Linked DNA regions of Homo sapiens: region 1 is linked to region 2. A link is a contact called in ENCODE Hi-C or POLR2A ChIA-PET data. All regions are on one chromosome and are shown on one strand. Each heading gives the region's core, a stretch centred on a gene start or an enhancer-like site at or near the end of the contact. The rest is flanking DNA. Distances are from core to core; before and after follow the strand shown. Region 1 overlaps KSR1 (kinase suppressor of ras 1). Region 2 overlaps LINC03146 (long intergenic non-protein coding RNA 3146).

Region 1 (4,408 bases), core at 642-3,141, 190 kb before region 2:
AGTCCAATGTCCAGAACATATAAAGTGCTCACTAAATAGAACTCTGTTAGTGTTACTCCTGCTCAGCCTGCAGAATGACCTCGAAAAGGAGGAGCATGAAGACTTTTGGCAGGTGCCGTTTGGATTATACCCCACCCAGGCTTTTTTGCACCTTTGCAAAAAACACCTCTTTCCAGACGACTGACTTTGCAAACAAAGTCAGCTCCACCCTAAAATTGCAGGGCCTGAGATGGGGAGATCTCTTCTGTGGGCAACTCTCAAACCCATGATCTTGGCTATGTTAGCAGCCAGATGCCAAGGCCTATTATAGGTTGTCACCCTAACCCTGACTTTGGTCGTTGGCTGCCACAGGACCCTCTCAGTGGCCCAGATCTTCATGTCTCAGAAGCAGGGCAGGGGGTTAAATCTGTTGTGACAGATGTCACAGATGTTAACATATAAATGAGTAAATGAATCCAAGGCACAGGCTAACATGGACACCAGTTTCCCATGTATAGTAGCAGGCTCCCTCAGTTACAGAATCATGTCAATACTCATTTGTCAACCTAGTAGTGTTAACAATCTTTTCCTTATGTATGGTACCATATCACTTCCTCTACCTGGATTGTCAGTGAAAATTTCAGAGGCTAGGAATTAGAGTAGATCCCTGATAGCACAAGGGTGACTGATGTCCCAATCTTCACACACAAACCCAAAGCTGGCAATGTCCCTAAAGCACATCATTCCCTCCACAAAATACAATCATGTGTAACTGAAAATACTACAGACCCTTCCAGACTTCTGATGGGATGTACTGTGTATTCAACATTGAGTAAAGAAAAACAAAGCTACATCGGGATGTGGGTGCTGGACAGCACACTGGGCTCACTCACTGGCTCAGGGATGCTCACCTGCATGCCTGCCATCGAGTCCAGCCTCAGCCAAATGACAAGTCACTGCTCATCCTTTGCCGTCACTCACAAATCATGAAACCTCTCATGTGAAACCCACAAGACTTAAAGGTGTACTTCATCATTCCCATCTTACAATGAAGAAACCAAGGCACCAGCCTTTGTAACTTTCTTGAATCCTGTGGTTAAAGAAGGGATTCCAACCTCAATCTAATGCTCTCTATGCACCTCTCAAAATAATGACTCCTGCAACCCACACCCTAAGCTGTCTTGACTGGTACAAGCAGGATGGCAGTGGGCAGGGTCTACCTCTTTTGCGATCCAAAGCCCAAAATCCAGCCACGCCTAGACTGTTCCAGGCAGTGAATCCTGTGAATAAGAGCCACAGGCTTGCCCACACCCTCTAAATGTATCCAGCCACCCAACTGGGCCACCACCTCTGGTCCTGACTTGCAATAACCTACCCTCTGGGCTGTACCCCACCCCTGGCTCTAAGCCAGCATTAAATTCATTAAAACTAGCCATCATGCTGCCTATAACCTGAGGCCATCCCTTTTAAGAAGATCCTAGTATGCTTTACAGAGTGACACGAAGTAACTGGACAGCCACTCCATTCGTCCATCACTTGCCTCTTGTTTTATTTAGTCCTCCTGTGGCAGGTGCAGTTGTGGACCAGCTTCCAGCTCACCAGCACCCACAAGACCCTGACTCCTTTCTCCTCAGTAGGCAGCACCAGACTCTTACGTGGTGCCCACAGCAGTCTTTGCTCCTGCCAAGTCCCTGACTATACCATCCCGAACTTCAGGATGCCACCAAAGCCCTGGCAACTTACTCCAGCCTTCATTCCAGTGGTCCCTGAAGCTGCTGCTCCTCCTCCACTATTGACCCATTCTGTCCATGCCTCGGGGAAGCTCCCCTTACATCTTCCACTTCCTTCCCAAAGCTGGAGTGCATTTCTGGGGACTTCCCACCAACCCAGCCAGCTAAGCAGTCTAGCCTGGCTGCCATGGCCAACTTGTTGCAAAATGATTTCTGAGAATGTAAGGAGGCCTCTGGAGGTTGTGATGCAGCTGACAGTTCCACGCACAGGCACGCAGCGACCATAGCACCCAGCTCCGAGGGGACCAGAGGCAGCCCCTTGGCTCCCAGCACTGCCCAGCCCTCAAGGGCGCCCACGGGGGCTGACATTCATGGGCATGGGACAGAGCAGGAGAGGCACACAGGGAAAGTGGGGCAAGGAGAGGAGAAAGTACAAGTGACCTCAATCCTTGAGCTGGGCATTTCGCAACAGCCAGCCCTCTCCCGGCCCGGCCCATACCCGCACTCTCCTGGGGAAGCTGCCAGGCTTTTACATTTGTGTAGAGACAACCTCCCCGCCAAGCCTCCCACTAGCAATCCTGCCTTGACGTCAAACTCAGAGTCGGGGAACTTCAAACACAAACAAACAAGTCTAACCCAGACCACAAGTGGAGATATTCCCAAGGAGGCCAGGGGTGAGAACGGCCACAGCTGGGAGCTCAGGGCCTCCTACCCTTCCCTATGCTCCACTGGGAATGCAAAGTCTGAGGACCTGACAACAGACTGTAGATGGGAGATTCAACCCCAGGCTGAGACAAAACGAGCTCACTTGTCTAAGAGTATGACTGACTGCCTTTGGCTGGTGCAGCAGTGGGTGCAGGAGACCCTGTATGGAAGCACTGATGAGTTAGCTCCTCTGTGCAACTAAGCACCCACCTTAGATAAATCACATAAATCACCTGTTCCCACTGCTCCAGTACTAAGCATGAGCAGTCAGGGAAAGAAGACTATGAGGTCAACTATGGTTTAAAAGCACCCATGATGCTTCCTGGGAAATGCAAAGCTTGAGCTGGGCCAGAGTGAATGGCCAAGGGCCCGAGTTTTCTCAGCAACAACTGCTAGGCCATTTTATGTGCCACGGAGGTTGTGAGATGCAGCAGAACCAAAGAGGAAGGCATTTCCCTGACCTAACAGCCTAATACAGCTCCCACCTGCAAAGCCAAGGTGAGTCAAAACACTGCTCTTCAGAAAGCAATTATTTGAAAAGTCAGTAAATGATCTGTCTTGATCTGCCTTTCAAGTTTTCCTTCCTGCCTCAATTGATGTAACCCCCCAATATCTCATGTGTTGTTAGTACCAGCAGTCCTTAGGGGCTGTGGGGACCAACAGGACTAAATCATGAGAAAGAAAGACACCCACTTTACCCCCTAACTCCCCTGTGCCTGAAGCAATTGAATAACGGCAACAAAGGACTTCTGACCATCATCCAGTCATTCAACAACCAAACCTCTTCCCAATGCCCGGCACCGTTGGACTCCAAGGACAACGGTCGTAAGCGGCAGGGGTCCATAATTTTCAGGAACCCACACAAGTTGGGGGAACAGATGTGTCCGCACAGACACCTGACCGAGGGCTAGGAAAGGCAAAGCAACAGACAGCAGGTCTAAGCGTCCATGACACAGCAGCCCTGCTGCTCGGTGCTTCTGCTGGGAGGCTGAGGGAAGTGCTGGCCCAGGTGTCAGGAGCCACAGGTGTGGTGTTGCTCACAGACCAGATACTTCATCAACACGGCCTGTGTCCCAGTTCAAACACACACTCCATGTGTTTGTCTGAAGGTCACCAGGCCCACAGGGCACAGCCACGAACTAGTTTACCCCCTCAGCTCAACCCCTCAATCACAACAGGTAATCCTGGAGTATTCCTGACATTGCCAACTGAAAGGCACCTGGGTGTGAATTACCAAGCAGGGGCCTAGTGAAAAAGGCAGAGGCTGCACCTAATGGCAAAAGTAGATTTCTGCCAATGGGCCAAACCCCTTACCTATCCTTAAGGCCTGTTCCCTAGGGAGACTCTGGAAGGGAGGGATGGGGAAGGCAAGGCACCTTAAACTCTGACCTATATGCACCAACTATGAGAAGGAGACTGTGCCCAATGCTGGAAAGATAGAGGGCTTTCTTTCCAGGGATGTGACTGTTGGCTTAGCAACTCAGGCCATCACAGAAAAGGACAAAGGGCTGGACAGGGGCAAGGGGCAATGACAGATGAGTGCCCCAGACACCAGGGATCAATGAATGCATTGTGAACTCCCCCAGAAGGATGAGGGGCGCCCGAACCGCCACACCCTGTGGAGCACCATGCTCAGACTGCTCATCTCCACCTAATATCAGCTCCCAGCTTCTCCCTTGCCCACAGGACCCAGTTTTGTTCAGGGTAGCACTGTGCCCAGTGATGAACTGGTCTCAGTCAGTGGCTCGCAGCCCAGTCTTCACATCACAACCCACGAGCCTTGGCTTCAGCGAGTGTGACATAATTGATCCGGAATGGGGTCCCTGCACAGCCATCATGATGATTCAGTCCCCACTTTCAGCTTCCCTTGAAGCTGGTTACCTGTGACAGTTTTGGCTAATGAGGCATGAGGACTTGCTTGCTAGGGGACCTGCTGGGAAAGCATGGGACAGATCTTGGGGCTGCCCAACACCTCCTGCCCATTTTGAAAACAG
Region 2 (4,715 bases), core at 1,008-3,507:
CATAACATGTCAGAAGGCATCACGTGGGAAAGGGGTGCACTGAGAGCCAAACTGCCTTTAATAACAAACCCAGGCTGGGCACAGCGGCTCATGCCTGTAATCCCAGCACTTTGGGGGAGCAGGGGGTCAAGGCTTGCAGATCACTTGAGGCCAGGAGTTCAAGACCAGCCTGGCCAACATGGTGAAACCTTGTCTCTACTAAAAATACAAAAATTAGCCAGGGATGGTGGCAGGTGCCTGTAATCTCAGCTACTTGGGAGGCTGAGGAAGGAGGATGGCTTGAACCCTGGAGGCAGAGACTGCAGTGAGCCGAGATTGTGCCACTGCATTCCAGCCTGGGTGACAGAGTGAGATTCTGTCTCAAAAAATATAATATAATATAATATAATATGGCACAAAGAATACTAAATAGACCTCTGTACTTGCCCACACAGGTTTAACAAATGTCAACATTTTGCCACATTTGCTTTCTATTTCTTTTTTCGAAAAAACAAAACAAAAAAACCCCCAAAACTGATAAATCTAAAGCCCTCCCATTTTCCCTTGTATAGATAACCAGTGTCTCAAGTTAGTGTAGATCCTTCTTGACCATGTATATATACACATACATACATACACATTTACTACAGAGGTATATATCAATGTATACAATACCATATCGATAATATGTATATTTCATACGTATATAAAATATGGGGGCCCAGGAAGCGATCCTCTTGCCTCAGCCTCCAAATTAGCTGAGATTACAGGTCTAAGCCACCACGCCTGGCTAATTTTTATATTTTTAGTAGAGATGGAGTTTCACCATGTTGGCCAGGCTAGTCTCGAATTCCTGGTCTCAAGTGATCCACGCACCTCAGCTTCCTAAAGTGTTGGGATTACATACACAAATATAACACATACATTAACAATATATGTACATATATACTATCATACTGTGTAAATCTCTTTGAAATTTGCTTTTTCACTCATTTTTGAGATTTACCCGTGTTATTACATTGTAGATCTGATTCGTTAATTTTAAATGCTCCATAGTTTCCCATTGTTTGAATAAACCTGTTTATTTATTTGTTCCTTTCCTAATGGACTGTTGGTTGTTCCCATTTTCGTTATTACACACAGCACTGCAGTGAAAATTCTTGTATCGATGTGTGGGTGTTTTTTCCTTTTGAGACAGGGTATTGCTCTGCCACCCAGGCTGGAGTGCATTGGCACAATCACAGCTCACTGAAGCCTCAACTTCCTAGGTTCAAGCAATCCTCCCACCTCAGCCTCCCAAGTAGCTGAGACTACAGGCGCATGCCACCACACCCAGCTAAATTTTAAATTTTTTGTAGACAGGGGTCTTGCCATGTTGACCAGGAGGATGGTTTCAAAACTCCTGGGCTCAAGTGATCCACCCGCCTCAGCCTCCCAAATTGCTGGGATTACAGGCATGAGTCACCGCGCCCGGCCTGTTTTGCGAGGCATATGGTTGCTAGATCACAGTGCATGCACATCTTCGGCTTTAACTAGCTATCGCCAAATTCTCCAAAGTTGATCTGAAACCAGTGGAGCGTGTCAGCACTGCCCCTAGCATGCGCACACCAGGCGGGGGTGTGACAGCCCTCGGGCTAGGCCCCAACCCCACTTCGAGATCCGTGCGGGGGCCGGGAGCTAGCAGAGGCCAAGCAATGGGAACAGGCACCTCCAAGCCTGCAAGGACAAGGCGAGCACCTTCCTGGGCCCCCAAAAGTGCAGAGGGGCCCGAGTCCACAGCCCGGACTTGGGCGGCTGCTGCCGCTCCCGGCTCCCGCCTGCTACGTGAAGCGTGATGCCCGAGCCGCACCCCTCGCGGCCTGGGGCGGGGGCGCCTGGTCCTCGCTGGGCCGGGGCCGGGTCTGGGGCAGGGGCGTCCTCTCCACGAGCCTAGCCCCGTGGCCCCGGCGCTCAGGGGCAGCCTGGAGTTCCCCTCGCCCGGCTCGCCGCACGGCCCGGGGCAGGGCGCCTCCGGGAGCGGATCGTGGGCCAGGGCCCAGCCGTCTGTTGTGTCAGGCCCGCGGTCACCCCGATGAGGGGTGGACCCCAGGGACGCTGCCCCGGGCGGCCCTGCGCAGAGCCTCCTCCGGAGGCGCAGGAACTCCGCACCTTTGGTAGGGCAGGCGCCGCCTCTCCCTTACGGCGCTGGGCTTCCGAATGCGGCCCCAGCTTCGCCTCCTCCCAGCGGCCTCCTGGCGGCAGCAGCGGGCAAGAGCGGCGACGCGGGGCCAGGGTCCGGAGGCCCTGATCTGGAGGCACGTCCCGCCCGGCCGCGCGAGGGTGGGGGCGGCGCAGTCGGTTGCCTCGGGGACGCGGGCACAGGGTACCCGCCGCCACTGCTGCTCCAGCAGCCGCTCCTGCCACCGCCGCCCGCGCCCCAGCGCGGCGGACGGCCCGCCGCTGCCATCAGGTTTTGTCACAAAGTGAGTTTAAACCAGGACGGGCGCTGTGGCTCACGCCTGTCATCCCGGCATTTTGGGAGGCCCAGGCGGGTGGATCGCCTGAGGTCAGGAGTTCGAGACCAGCCTGGCCAACATAGCAAAACCCCTTCTCTACTAAAAATACAAAAATTAGCCAGATGTGGTGGAGGTTGCCAGGAGGCTGAGGCAGGAGAATCTCTTGAACCCGGGAGGTAGAGAATGCAGTGAGCCGAGATCCCGCCACTGCACTCCAGCCTGGGTGACACAGCGAGACTCGTCTCAAAAATACATACATACATACATACATACATACATACATACATACATGCATACATACATAAAGGAGTTTAAACCAAATTTAGGGGAGCAAACTTAGTTTTCAGAGTTTTTCTATTTTGGAATTGCAAATAAAAGATTTTAAGCTTCTACCAATTTGTATTCCCACCAGCCGCTTATGACTTCTCATTTCCCCATATCTTTACCAATATGGTGTTATTAGGCTTTTTAATTTTTGCCAATCTGATAAGTGTGAAATGAAGTCTTTATTTTGATTTGAATTCTCATAATTACTAGGGAAGTTGAGCATTTTTCATTTGTTTATGACAATTCCGGTTTCCTCTTCTGTGAATTTCCTGTTTCTCTTGAATTGTTCTTCTTTTATTGATGTATTCTGGACACAAACAAGTTGTACTGAATTGCCAATATCTTGCCTTTTCATATTTATGGTACCTTTCATCATAAAGAAGTTTAAAATTTCAAGGTAGTCAAATTCATCAACATTTTCCTTTATAAAATATGTCCTTCTCATCTTATTTAAGAAACCCACCCCCTTCAAGTTCATGGTTGTATTTGCTTGCAGATTTTTTTTAAGTTTTAAAGTTTGGCTTTTTATATTTAGTTTTAAAAAATATATCCGGAGTCTATCTTTGGGTACGATGTGAGGAAGGAATCTAGTTTTATATTTTGCATCTGTTAGCCAGTTGTTCTGGTATTATGTACAAATTGGTGTCTTATTTTCCCGCTGATGTGTAGTAAAACCACCTCCATCACAGTCCAAGTTCCCATCAATATGTGGCCCACCTCTGGGTCCTCTGTGCAGCCCCATGGTCTCTTTGTCTGTCTTTGCTAATAATAATTCTTTATTATGGTAGGACAAGCCCCTCCCATCTTATTTCTCACTTTCTTCTTCAATAGTGTCCTAGCTAGTCTTGGCCCTTTATTCCTTTATTATATAAATTTTTTAAAAACTTGTTTATTTCCATAGAAAAACTAGTTGGATTTATTTATTTATTTATTTATTTATTTATTTATTTATCTATTTTTGAGACAGAGTCTCCCTCTGTTGCCCAGGCTGGAGTGCAATGGCGTGATCTCAGCTCACTGCAACCTCCGCCTCCCAGGTTCAAGCGATTCTCCTGCCTCAGCCTCCCAAGTAGCTGGGATTACAGGCATGTACCACCACGCCCAGCTAATTTTTGTATTTTTAGTAGAGATGGGGTTTTGCCATGTTGGCCTGCCCGGCTGGTCTCAAACTCCTGACCTCAGGTAATCCGCCTGCCCCAGCCTCCCAAAGTGCTGGGATTACAGGCATGAGCCACCGTGCCTGGCCAGGATTATTTTTTTAAAACAAACTCTCAGATCACTAAAAACTGGTTGGATTTTGATGAGTATTGTCTTTGGGTCACAATTTCGCTGTTAATAAGGAGGGATGAAAATACTTTTATTTTTTGACTCACAGTCTGGTCCTATCGCCCAGGCTGGAACGCAGTGGTGAAATCATGGATCACTGCAGCCTCAACCTCCTGGGCTCAAGCAATCCTCCCACCTCAGCCTCCTAAGTAGCTGGGACCACAGGCATGCGCCACCATGCCTGGCTAATTTTTGTATTTTTTGTTGTGACAGTGTTTCACCTAGGCTGGCCTCAAACTCTTGAGCCCAAGTGATCCACCTACCTCAGCCTCCCAAAGTGCTGGGATTATAAGCATGAGCCACCGTGCCTGGCCTGAAAATACTTTTTCTTTTCCCTCAAAGGAGAGGGCAGTCATACCCCACTTATTCTGAGGTTACATTTCAGCAAACTCCAAAGTCTGGAAAACAAGAGGAAATAAGAATAAGGTCAAAACAGCCTCTGAGAAGCTCTGGACACCTCAGAACCTATGTGCTAAATCACACCCACTTTTGTCACAAGTGGTCTTCTCAGGCCTCCCTCAGAACCTGTTTACTTTAGTCACTGTTCCAGGAAACTTGATGGTCTGATTTCCTAGCCTACAGCAGATT

The links. A loop is a pair of places that touch in the nucleus more often than their neighbours do. ChIA-PET counts read pairs that join two places held with the same protein, here RNA polymerase II (POLR2A). Pooled maps may share reads with other maps.
Region 1: a loop to region 2 is called in a map of IMR-90, with 4 times the contacts of the local background. The contact joins two enhancer-like sites. A Hi-C loop is called at or near these places in 5 of 168 maps with a recorded cell type or tissue (GM12878, IMR-90, K562 and 1 more), 17 of 37 single-sample maps with no recorded cell type and 14 of 50 pooled maps. POLR2A ChIA-PET finds 5 or more read pairs at or near these places in 3 of 52 experiments (AG04450, WTC11 and naive thymus-derived CD8-positive, alpha-beta T cell).

What each region holds. Positions count from the first base shown.
Region 1 is chr17:27,538,379-27,542,786 of GRCh38, reverse strand. All of the region lies in intron 1 of KSR1 (kinase suppressor of ras 1), which reads right to left. LOC124903960 (a long non-coding RNA gene) reads left to right here. Exons shown (of 2, transcript XR_007065680.1): 2 at 1-2,988. Among named protein-coding and RNA genes, the nearest start is that of KSR1, 84 kb to the right of the region's middle. RefSeq lists enhancers at 1,791-2,590, 3,762-4,408. Within about 2 kb of position 1,891, at least 21 of the 41 ENCODE cell types and tissues checked have a DNase peak (open chromatin) inside an H3K27ac peak, as active enhancers do.
Region 2 is chr17:27,346,738-27,351,452 of GRCh38, reverse strand. All of the region lies in intron 2 of LINC03146 (long intergenic non-protein coding RNA 3146), which reads right to left. It overlaps LOC124903959 (a long non-coding RNA gene), which reads right to left. Exons shown (of 2, transcript XR_007065679.1): 1 at 4,391-4,715; 2 at 2,962-3,108. LOC124903958 (a long non-coding RNA gene) reads left to right here. Exons shown (of 2, transcript XR_007065678.1): 2 at 1-1,087. Among named protein-coding and RNA genes, the nearest start is that of LINC03146, 17 kb to the right of the region's middle. RefSeq lists a silencer at 1,848-2,557. Within about 2 kb of position 2,257, at least 28 of the 41 ENCODE cell types and tissues checked have a DNase peak (open chromatin) inside an H3K27ac peak, as active enhancers do.